Regions from separate parts of the Mus musculus genome. Here region 1 is linked to region 2. The links are chromatin contacts, found by Hi-C or POLR2A ChIA-PET in ENCODE. All regions are on one chromosome and are shown on one strand. The core of a region is the stretch at or near the end of the contact, and the rest is flanking DNA. Distances in the headings are between cores, read along the strand shown.

The links. Hi-C counts contacts between places; a loop is a spot of excess contacts on that map. ChIA-PET counts read pairs that join two places held with the same protein, here RNA polymerase II (POLR2A).
Region 1: a loop to region 2 is called in a map of heart, with 6 times the contacts of the local background. The contact joins the promoter of Tmcc1 here to the promoter of Raf1 in region 2. A Hi-C loop is called at or near these places in 1 of 37 maps with a recorded cell type or tissue (heart). POLR2A ChIA-PET finds 5 or more read pairs at or near these places in 1 of 5 experiments (Patski).

Annotation. Positions count from the first base shown.
Region 1 is chr6:116,192,052-116,196,511 of GRCm38, reverse strand. Tmcc1 (transmembrane and coiled coil domains 1) reads left to right here and starts at 3,138. Exons shown (of 6, transcript NM_177412.1): 1 at 3,138-3,254. It also overlaps the pseudogene Gm8213.
Region 2 is chr6:115,673,191-115,678,001 of GRCm38, reverse strand. Raf1 (v-raf-leukemia viral oncogene 1) reads left to right here and starts at 1,367. Exons shown (of 17, transcript NM_029780.4): 1 at 1,367-1,766. D830050J10Rik (RIKEN cDNA D830050J10 gene) reads right to left here and starts at 2,034. Exons shown (of 1, transcript NR_152134.1): 1 at 1-2,034.

The DNA.
Region 1 (4,460 bases), core at 1,889-4,388, 520 kb before region 2:
GGTGTCAAAGCTGGTCTTTGACATATCTTAAAGTCCAGTTCTAAGAAATATAATGCCCTCTTCTGGCCTCTGCAGGCACCAGGCATGCACAGGGTGCACATACATATGTGCAGGCAAACATTCATACATTCGAACAAAATCTTCTTATAAAATTACCCAGAGTAGTGTTCACAGATTTTGCAGTGATTTAGTGAAAGTTCTGACATATGTGAGCAACAACTTAAGTCTTTAGTCTCTCCATGTTTATTTCCTATAGAAAGTATTATTAAATAACATTTGTTAGTCAACTTTGACTATACTTTTTTTTTTTTTTTAGACAAAATCTCACTAGTAAACTAGACTGGCCTTAAATTCCCTAAGATCTGCTTGCCTCTGCTTTCTTAATGCTGAGATTAAAGGCATATGCCACCAACGCAAGCTAACAGTGGTTTCTGAATGGTACTGCGCATGTGAAATGTTTGAGGGTTAGCAGCACTACTTGGCAAGGATTCAGAGGTGTCTTTGTTGAAGTGGGCGTGGCCTTATTGGAGGAAGTCTGTCTGCTACCTGCTTTGCTGATAGGGTACTAAACCTTGGAAACAGTAAGCAAACCTAAATTAAATACTTTCTTTTCTTAGAATTGTTTTGGTCCCTTTTCCCTTTCTGCCACCGCCATGCCATCCGGACTGAGGAAGACCCGGAAACTCCGAGGCCACGTGAGCCACGGCCGCATCCGTAAGCACCGCAAGCACCCAGGCGGCCGCGGGAATGCTGGAGGCAGGCATCACCGCAGGATCAACTTTGACACATATCACCCAGGTTGCTTTGGGAAAGTTGGTATGAGGCATTACCACTTGAAGAGGAACCAGAGCTTCTGCCCAACAGTCAACCTGGATAAACTGTGGACATTGGTCAGCGAGCAGACGCGGGTCAATGCAGCAAAAAACAGGACTGTAGCTGCTCCCATCATTGATGTTGTTCGATCAGGCTACTACAAAGTTCTGGGCAAGGGAAAGCTCCCTAAGCAACCTGTCATCGTGAAGGCCAAATTCTTCAGCAGAAGAGCTGAGGAGAAGATTAAGGGTGTTGGAGATGCCTGTGTTCTGGTGGCTTAAAAGCCACACCGGAGGTTAATTAAATGCTAACATTTTCAAAAAAAAAAAAAAGAATTGTTTTGGTGTCTCTTCATTAAGACATTTAGCTTTTTATTTCTTTTCTTTTGCTTTTAAAAATTAAGTATGGCTAAGGAGAGAAGTATAACAGGTAGGTTACCAGTCTTTAATTTTAGCTACTCAAATGACAGTGTGGATACTGTAGTTTGAATCTGCAAATCCCTAGATGAGTAAAATGTTACCTTTTGTTGGTTAATGGCCATTTTTACATCTTGTGAAATACTTACCAAAGCTTTTTGCCTACTGTTTTATTGGGTTGTTTGTCCTATTATTTCGGGCAGAGGAGGTAACTGTGTAGTTTAGCACTTACTTAGCAGGCCAGTTCAATCCTCAGCCCTGAAAGAAAAGGCCTTACATCTCCTAGACTAGACAAGACTTTCATTGGATATACTCTACTTCTGAGTTCATTTATCATCAGTAATTTGCTTTTTTAATTACTCAAATGTTTATAAACAACATGAATTTTGATAAAATTTAACTTATCAAATAATGTCATGGTTCATGACTTTAAAATAAATCTTTGCCTAACTCAGGGATACAAAGACTTTTCTGTATTTTCTTCTTTCTTTTCAGTCTTATCTTTAGGTTTATCACCCATTTTTTAAAATCAGCTTATTATTATTATTTTTTACAATGGCATACATGCTTAGCCTTCATTTTCTGATCATTTTCCTTGGTGGCTTTATTCATGCTGCCCCTTACATGTGCAAGCTCATCCTCACCACCCTCCAATCTGAGTCAACCCTGCCACCTCCTTCTCCTTCACCTTTCCTTTAATTTATCAAAATGTATATCCATTTTACTCCCAATGTTTTTCTCTATGAGCACACTGCGTCCTTGCTTTCACCATCTTGCCAGTTGCTTCCTGAATGACCTCCCTCACCCAGGCCACTTTTCACATGGCTGCATAATAATTTAAAATCAGACATAATAATCAAGTTCCTAGCCCTGCAACCACGGCTGAAGAAAAGCTCAAAGGCTTCCTGAAACTCTCAGAAGTCCCAAACCTTTTTTATCTACCTCTTTTCACGTGCAGTCTAGGTCCTGACTGCAGCACCCTGACCAGTAGCCCCTTAGCTCCCCTTCTGGCCAGGCCGTGTCCTCACCCCAGTGCACTCTTTGCAACTTAAGGATTGTTAAATTGGACTGTAGCTCCATCATCCCCAACTACATTTCGCCCATTTGGTCTCCATCAGCTTTCAAACTTCACGAGCCAATGGACTCTGTTTATTACCGTTTTCCACTCACAGATCCTCCAATACCGGAAGAAGCTTTGCCATCTTAGTGACGGACGACTGAGTTAGAGACATCCCGATAATTAAAGAGATGAGCTACTAGGGGTTTTGTCATTGACCTAAAGCCAGTCCCTAGTTGGAAGGCCCTGGGAGTCAAGGTAGAGAGAATTGTGCGACTCGGAGGAGTGGGTCCCAGAAATTAGCTTTAGCCTGTTTAGCAGGACAGCTGGCCTGAGTTACTGAGGCTCTGAGGGCACCCGAAAAGCAGAGAAAGGGGCTGAGGATACGTGGGGTCCAGAGGTGGAAGAGCCGAGAAGCTGAAGAGCCCACGGTCCGAGGGGTTGAGAGGCTAAAGAACGACAAGCCGAGGAGTCGAAGAGCCGAGATGCTGAAATGCTTCAGCGTCTGAACTGCAGGAACGGTCAGGAAAAACTCTGGCGGAGGATGCCGCACCACCTGCAGCGCCTCCGCTTACTTGACCTGCGCCCGCGTGGGGGGGTGGGCCTGAGGCGTGGCTACACCTCTGGGTCGGGTCACGCCCCCACGGCGTGCGCGGTCCCGCTCGGCACCGCCTTGCGCATGCGCTGTCGGCGGGAGGCGGAGGTTGTGGGCGGCTGTGGCGACGGGGTGCGCGTTCTCGTTCTAGCTGTCGTTCCCTCGCGCTGGTTCGCGCTCGCGCGCCGGGGCCGTGGCAGCGGCGGCGGAGGCGGCGGCGGCAGCGGCTGAGGCGGCGCGGGGGGCGGGCCGGGAGGGGGGGGTGGTCGGGGTGGGGATGGACCGGGCGCGGCGGCGGCAGCTGCAGGAGCCGGCGCTGGAGACCGAGCCGCGGCGCTGGCGGAGACGCCGGCTGTCCGTCGTCTCTCCACCGGTGAGTAGGACTGGCCCAGGCCGTGGGTGGGGACGGGCGATCTCTTTAGCGCGGCCCGTCGCGGTCGCGGGGCCTCCTCGAGGCCTGGCGCGGATCGGACCTCTGGTCGCTCTGGCGGCGCCGAAGCCCCGGGCCTCCGGCCGGACCCCGCGTCTCCGGGCCTTCTGCCTGTCATTGGGACAACCCCCGCCCCCGCCCCCGCTCGGGCACTCTCCCCCGCTCTCCTTTGGGCAGAGCTGAGCGAGGGGCGTGTGAGGACTCGCGCCCAGGCCCAAGGCCTCCTGGCTAGCCGAGGTCTGAGAGTCCTCCCTCGTCCGGCCCTGCGGTACCCATAAGTTGGCCACCGAAAGTCAGCCCTTGCCACCTGAAACCAGTCTTGCACCTTTTGTTTTGATTTTGAACTCGTGGTTTAACTTGGAGGAGGAAACCCGCTGTCCTGCGAAGAATAGGTGAGATGGGAGTCTAGGTGGTTAGGATGCCCTTTATTAACCCTTTTTGTGGAGAGCAGGGGGCCCGCAGTGAGATGCATTTCGCTACAAAACCTGAGATTTCAGCCTCAGCCAAAGTGTGGACGGTGTTGGTCCAGTGATTCAGTGTCTGTCCCACTCCATCCCTGGACAGCGTTGATGGAGGTTCCCCTACTGGATCTGCTGCTGGGGCTTCTGGAGGTAGCCCACTTGAGCTCTTGGAGAATATCTCTCTGTGCTCTGGTGTCACGTTTTACCTTAGTCTTCATAGATCATAACCAATGTCCAGGCTTAGGTTTTATTGGAAAAAAAAAAAAAACGACTACCATGCACCCCTTCTAAAATGGTTGTTGTCATAGCCTGACATAGTTGTCAAAAGATCCATGTGCACATGCGTCCCTGGAATTCCTAAATTGGCTTTTCTTTTAAGGAAAAAAGAAAAATAGAAAGAAAACAAACACAGTAAAAACCCCAAGATTGAAAAAGCAGGTAACAACTTTAGAATATAGCACAAGTTTGATTTGTTCCTCTCCCTGTCCTGTATCTTAAATTTTAGAAATTAAACTAAACCTTTGTCTTTGAGTGTATAGAATTTGCATAAAGAAATTGTCACAAAGCTTGGAGGAAAACCTTAATAGAAATGGTAAGATATAAAATCCTCCAGGACCTGGGGTCTTACCCCCCAACTTTCATTTACAGATTGAGACTGAAATTGTGAGTGGGTGGTAGTTTTATCAGT
Region 2 (4,811 bases), core at 118-2,617:
CTTCTGATGAAATAGTTTAGCTCTAAAGAGGAGTGAAGTATTAGCACACATGTGTTACAGATGAACTCGGAAACAGGCTAAGTGAAAAGACTTAAATCATAAAGGGCCCCATACTTTATAAGTATCCACGCACACAAGATAATCTAGAAGTCAGGTCTGTAGTAGCAAAATGAGTATTGGTGGTTGCTCTGGGTGGGAGCTAGTGAGAAACTAAACTGCTTAGTGGGTAATTTTATTTCAGAGTAATGGAAATGTTTTGGAACCAAAGTTGTGGTTACACAATACTGTGAACGCACTAAATGCCAAAAGATGTTTACTTATAAATGGTTACTTAAAAAAAACAAAAAAAAACTTGTCTGTGTATTTGTAAATGCGGTTGCAGGTTGCGCACGTAGCACCGGGTTCGAATGGAGGTCAGAGGATAACTTTCAGGAGCCTGTTCTCTCTTCCATCAGGTTTTACTCTGCACACTTTTTACTCTCTGAGTCACCTTGCGGGTCCCCAAATGGCTACTTGGAAAATACTTACACAGAGGTAGGAGAACCAGAGTCTGAGGCCAGCCTCAAATTAAGAGGGAATCTGGCACATGCTTTTAATCCCAGCACTCAAGAGGCAGAGGCAGAGCGATCTCTTTGAGCTCGAGGCCAGCCTGGTTTACAAAGTGAGTTCCAGGACAGACAGGGCTGTTAGACAAAGAAACCCTGTCTCGAAAAACCACAATAAATAAATAAAATTGAGAACCTATTTCAAAGAGGGGAAAAAAAAAAAAAAGCACAATTGACAATACACATTGCCCTCCAGGTGTCTATTCCACGGGGGCTGTACGAAGACGCACAACAGGCTTCAGTTTACGGTGGGCCATATTGTCGCATCAATTTTAATTTTTTTTTCTTTTTTGAGACAGGGTCTCATGCAGCTCATATGACCGTGAACTCCCGACCCTCTTGCCCTCACTTTCCAAGCGCTGGCATTACAGGTGTGCAACACCATACTTTTAGTTTTTGGTCAACTTGGTGTACTACAGCGAACACTCCATCTACAAATGAGGAACCTGAGGTTTCACATAGCATGAGGGCTTTCCCACAAAACCCCTAGGCCGCCATTCTCCACGGATGTCAACTTCGGAGAGGAAGCACCAGAGCTGGAGCCCTGTGCCGTGTGTCACCAGGCGCGTCTGGCCCGCTGAGGGCCTCGCGGGTGGCCGGACCGCGGCTGCAGCCCAATACCACTGGCCTCCAACCAGAAACAGTCACTCTGCTACCACGGAGTCAACCCCGAAATGGCGGCCGCAGGACCGCGAGGCCACGCCCCCGGAGGCGGGGCCACATTCCAGGCTCGAGCGATAGATCCCCGAGCCGAGTTTTAAGCGGACTGCCGAGCCCAGGAGCTCGCGCAGAGGCAGTGAGCCCGGCGGCGCCGCAGGTCGTGGAGACGAGTGTCGAGCGCAGGGCTAGCTCGCCCGGGATAGCCTGAGAGCGTCTTCTTCGCGGGTGCTGGTGCCGCCATCTTGGATGGCGGGAGTTAGAGCCGAGCGGACTTGAGGCGGGAAGGCTTCTCTGTTGTTCTCCGCAGGCCCTCGGACGGGCCAGCTGGCCGAGCTTTGGGGCGCGTGCCCTGAGGCGCGGGGCGCTAGTGCAGCGATGCGGGGCCTCCCCGGGGCCCCGTCCCCCGGGCTGGGGACACGCCGAATGTGACCGCAACCAACGCGTTCTCTCAACCACCGCTGCCGCTGCACGACGGGACCCGGCACTGCCCGGCTCCCTCAGGTAGGCCACAGGGCTGACGGTGCGACCGTGGGGCGCAGGGTCGGCCAGGCCGCTGTCATCCTGGTGGCGGGCCGGGCGCGGGCCGGGTGTCATGGCCGGCGAGCCAGTTTCCACACCCCTGCTCAGATTTCCCAGTGTTTCTCGGAAACGTGCCAGCGCCACTCCGGTGCCCAGCGAGCATTCCTCATATTTTGGCAATGGGGGAAAAAAAATCCTCCCAGAGCTGCCCAGTGACTGTGTTGTCACTGGGATGGGCTCGTTCTTTTTTCTCTCGGGCTGCAGAAGTGGGGGGAGCCCGGCCTTGCACCTCCTCTCGGGCTGCTTCGCTTAAGTGACACCCTTTTAGGGAAGACAAGAGGAATCGGGGAAGGCAGCGAGAGAAACCGGTCAGGGTCCCGCCTCAAAGGCTTGCGACCTCGCCTGGGGCTTCCAAATGGGTGGCCCGGGATGCTCGCGATCGGGAGCCAGGCTGCCTTTTGTGTGAAGCGACAACCTCCCAGGCTTTTGCAGAGCCGGTGCATGGATGCAGAGTTGGGACACAAACGAGGTGACCGTGTTCATTCATTGTTCTCTCTCCAGGGCCCAGGGTGTGCCTCTGGTTTTCATTCTTTGTTAGGAGGGACAGTCGAATCTCTTCTTTCCCGGTTGAGACGTAACTGGGTCCTGGGGAATGGGCCAGGTCTGTGTATAGAAGTGGGGAATGAATTCAGGGCACGTCTGAATGCCTGCAATGCGTCCTGTGGGGTCGTTGGAGACTCAGCTCCTGGGGCGTGAAAACAACCGGAGGTGATAAGGCTTGTTTTCCCAAGTGTTCTTGGGATTTAGAACAGTTAGGTGCAGAGTCGAGAAGCCCTGAGGTTCCTTGCTTGCTTCTGCGCGGAGTTTGAAGGACTGTTCCGCCAGGTGAGGCAGAGGGGAGGACATTGTCGGCGGAGGGAACAGCTGGCACCAAGGCTCAGAGGCATAGCCTGCGGGAGTTGGGATGATTTGGGGGAGCAGCTAGTAAATGTGGGGTGCAGGAAGACAGACGTCAGGGTTCAAAAGGAAAAATTGATCGCTTGTGAAGGGTCTGTGTGATGGATAGTAATGAACTAGTTCATTTATTAATTAACTTCATGTTGTGAATGTTTAGTTCTTGCTGGTTACTGCTTTGCTCCCCTCCCGCTATGGTAGTGAACAAAATTTACCTTGTTAAGTCTTGCTAACCAGTTTTGGTAATTGATAGAAAATGTTTTGTGCTTGCTTGATCACTGGTTCCTATTTGGAGATACTCTTGCAGCTATTTCTAAGGTTAACACATTCCCCAAACAGACAGAAATTGGCAGATTATAGAAAGCACCTGAAGAAGTGTAGCATGAAAGTATTTTTAATTAACCCTATTTATGTAGTAGACTCTTTTCTTTGGACAGAGTCCCCAGGTTGCAGCTTTGTTAAGACGTCTGCAGCCCTGTGAACATTCTTCTTCTAAAATAGCTCCTTCGATTAAGGCTTATGCTGAAGTGGCTATTTGGAAGTGAAGACATCAGGAGCAGTGTCCAAATCTTTGGTGCTGTGAACCACTGAAAACCACTGAGGTTCTTTTGGTTTGGTTTTACTCTTATCACTTCAAGGGCTAAGTAAGCTGTTTAAAATCCAGCAGCAACATTTGACCTAGCCGAGACTGGAGACTTGGAAAAATAAACCTGCTGATGTTTCTGTTCTGAAGGCTTATCTTCAGGTCTGCAAGGCTGTGATTGTGCCCTCAAGTGCGATCAGGCAGCTTGGTGAAGGTCTTGTCCATAGTTGAAAAGACCTTGTGTGCCTGTGAAGTAGAGGGCTTGACTGAAGGGCATTTGAATGCATTTTAAGGGATTTGGCCCAGTAGTAAAAAGACTGAGAACCTTTTACTTATTTATGACAAAAAGTATCCAAAGATTAACAATGACCTGCATCACAACTGCTCGGAACCCAGCTGCTTTTGGCTTCAAGTCAATTATGCTCTGATGATTAAGCTACATGACAGTTTTGGAAGTTAATTTGATATTTGCAGAAGGACTAAATATTTTTAATGGAAATACAATGACTAACTTCAAATTGCTCTTTTAGGAAGTCTATTAATGAATGTTTGATTATTTAATGTTAAAATTCAGACAGAAGGTTGTTACTCACCTGCTACCTAAAAACATGAAAGAATGCTTTGGTTTGCCTGTTAGGTTTACTAGTAATGAGCCTGATCTTGGGAGGAGCTTGTTAACTAAACAGCATGCCTTAATGTTGACTTGCAGATCAGAATTTAAATATTGTCTCTGCCAGACAGTGAACAAATGTACCAGTGAGGGGCTTTATGAAACCTTAAAAGTCAAGCTTCAACTTAAAATTTTGTTGTGTTATTTTTCTAAAGTTGTAAGTAGACCATAAAAAATCAGAAATGTTTTTTTTTTTCCTTTCTTGATTTTTTTTTTCCTGGATCTCACTGTGTAGTCCTTGGATGACCTAGAACTCACTACGTAGACCAGGTTATCCTTGAACTCATAGAGATCCCCCTGCCTCTGCCTCCCAACTGTTGGGATTAAAAGTGTAGATTCTTTAGGAGGTTGTTGAGTTTTTGTTTTGTTTGTTTGTTTGTTTTTATATGTGTACACATGGATGGGTGAACTTGCTAATTGTTCATCCAGTGGGTTCAAAATATACTAATATAACTAAATATTTATGTTAAGATTCCTCTGTTATGGGGTAGGTCTAAACCCTTGTCTGCAATCCTAGGATAGTAATGTCAGATTGTTTTATTTTGACCTTCAAAGTTGTGAGTAAAAAGTCTTTAGTTAGTCATTAAAATTGACACTTAAGTTTTGTAGTGTCTGAGTCATTCTGTTACTTCTTTGCTCCCAGGATTATTTGTATAGCTCTTAGTGATTTTAGTTTTTAAAATTTTAATTATCCATGTATGGGTATTTTGCCTGCACATATGTCTGAGAACCACACCTGTGCCTATTGCCTTGGAGGTTAGAAGCGGGCATCATCTGGAGCTGAGGTCACAGACAGTTGTGAGCTAGCTTGGGGGTGGGT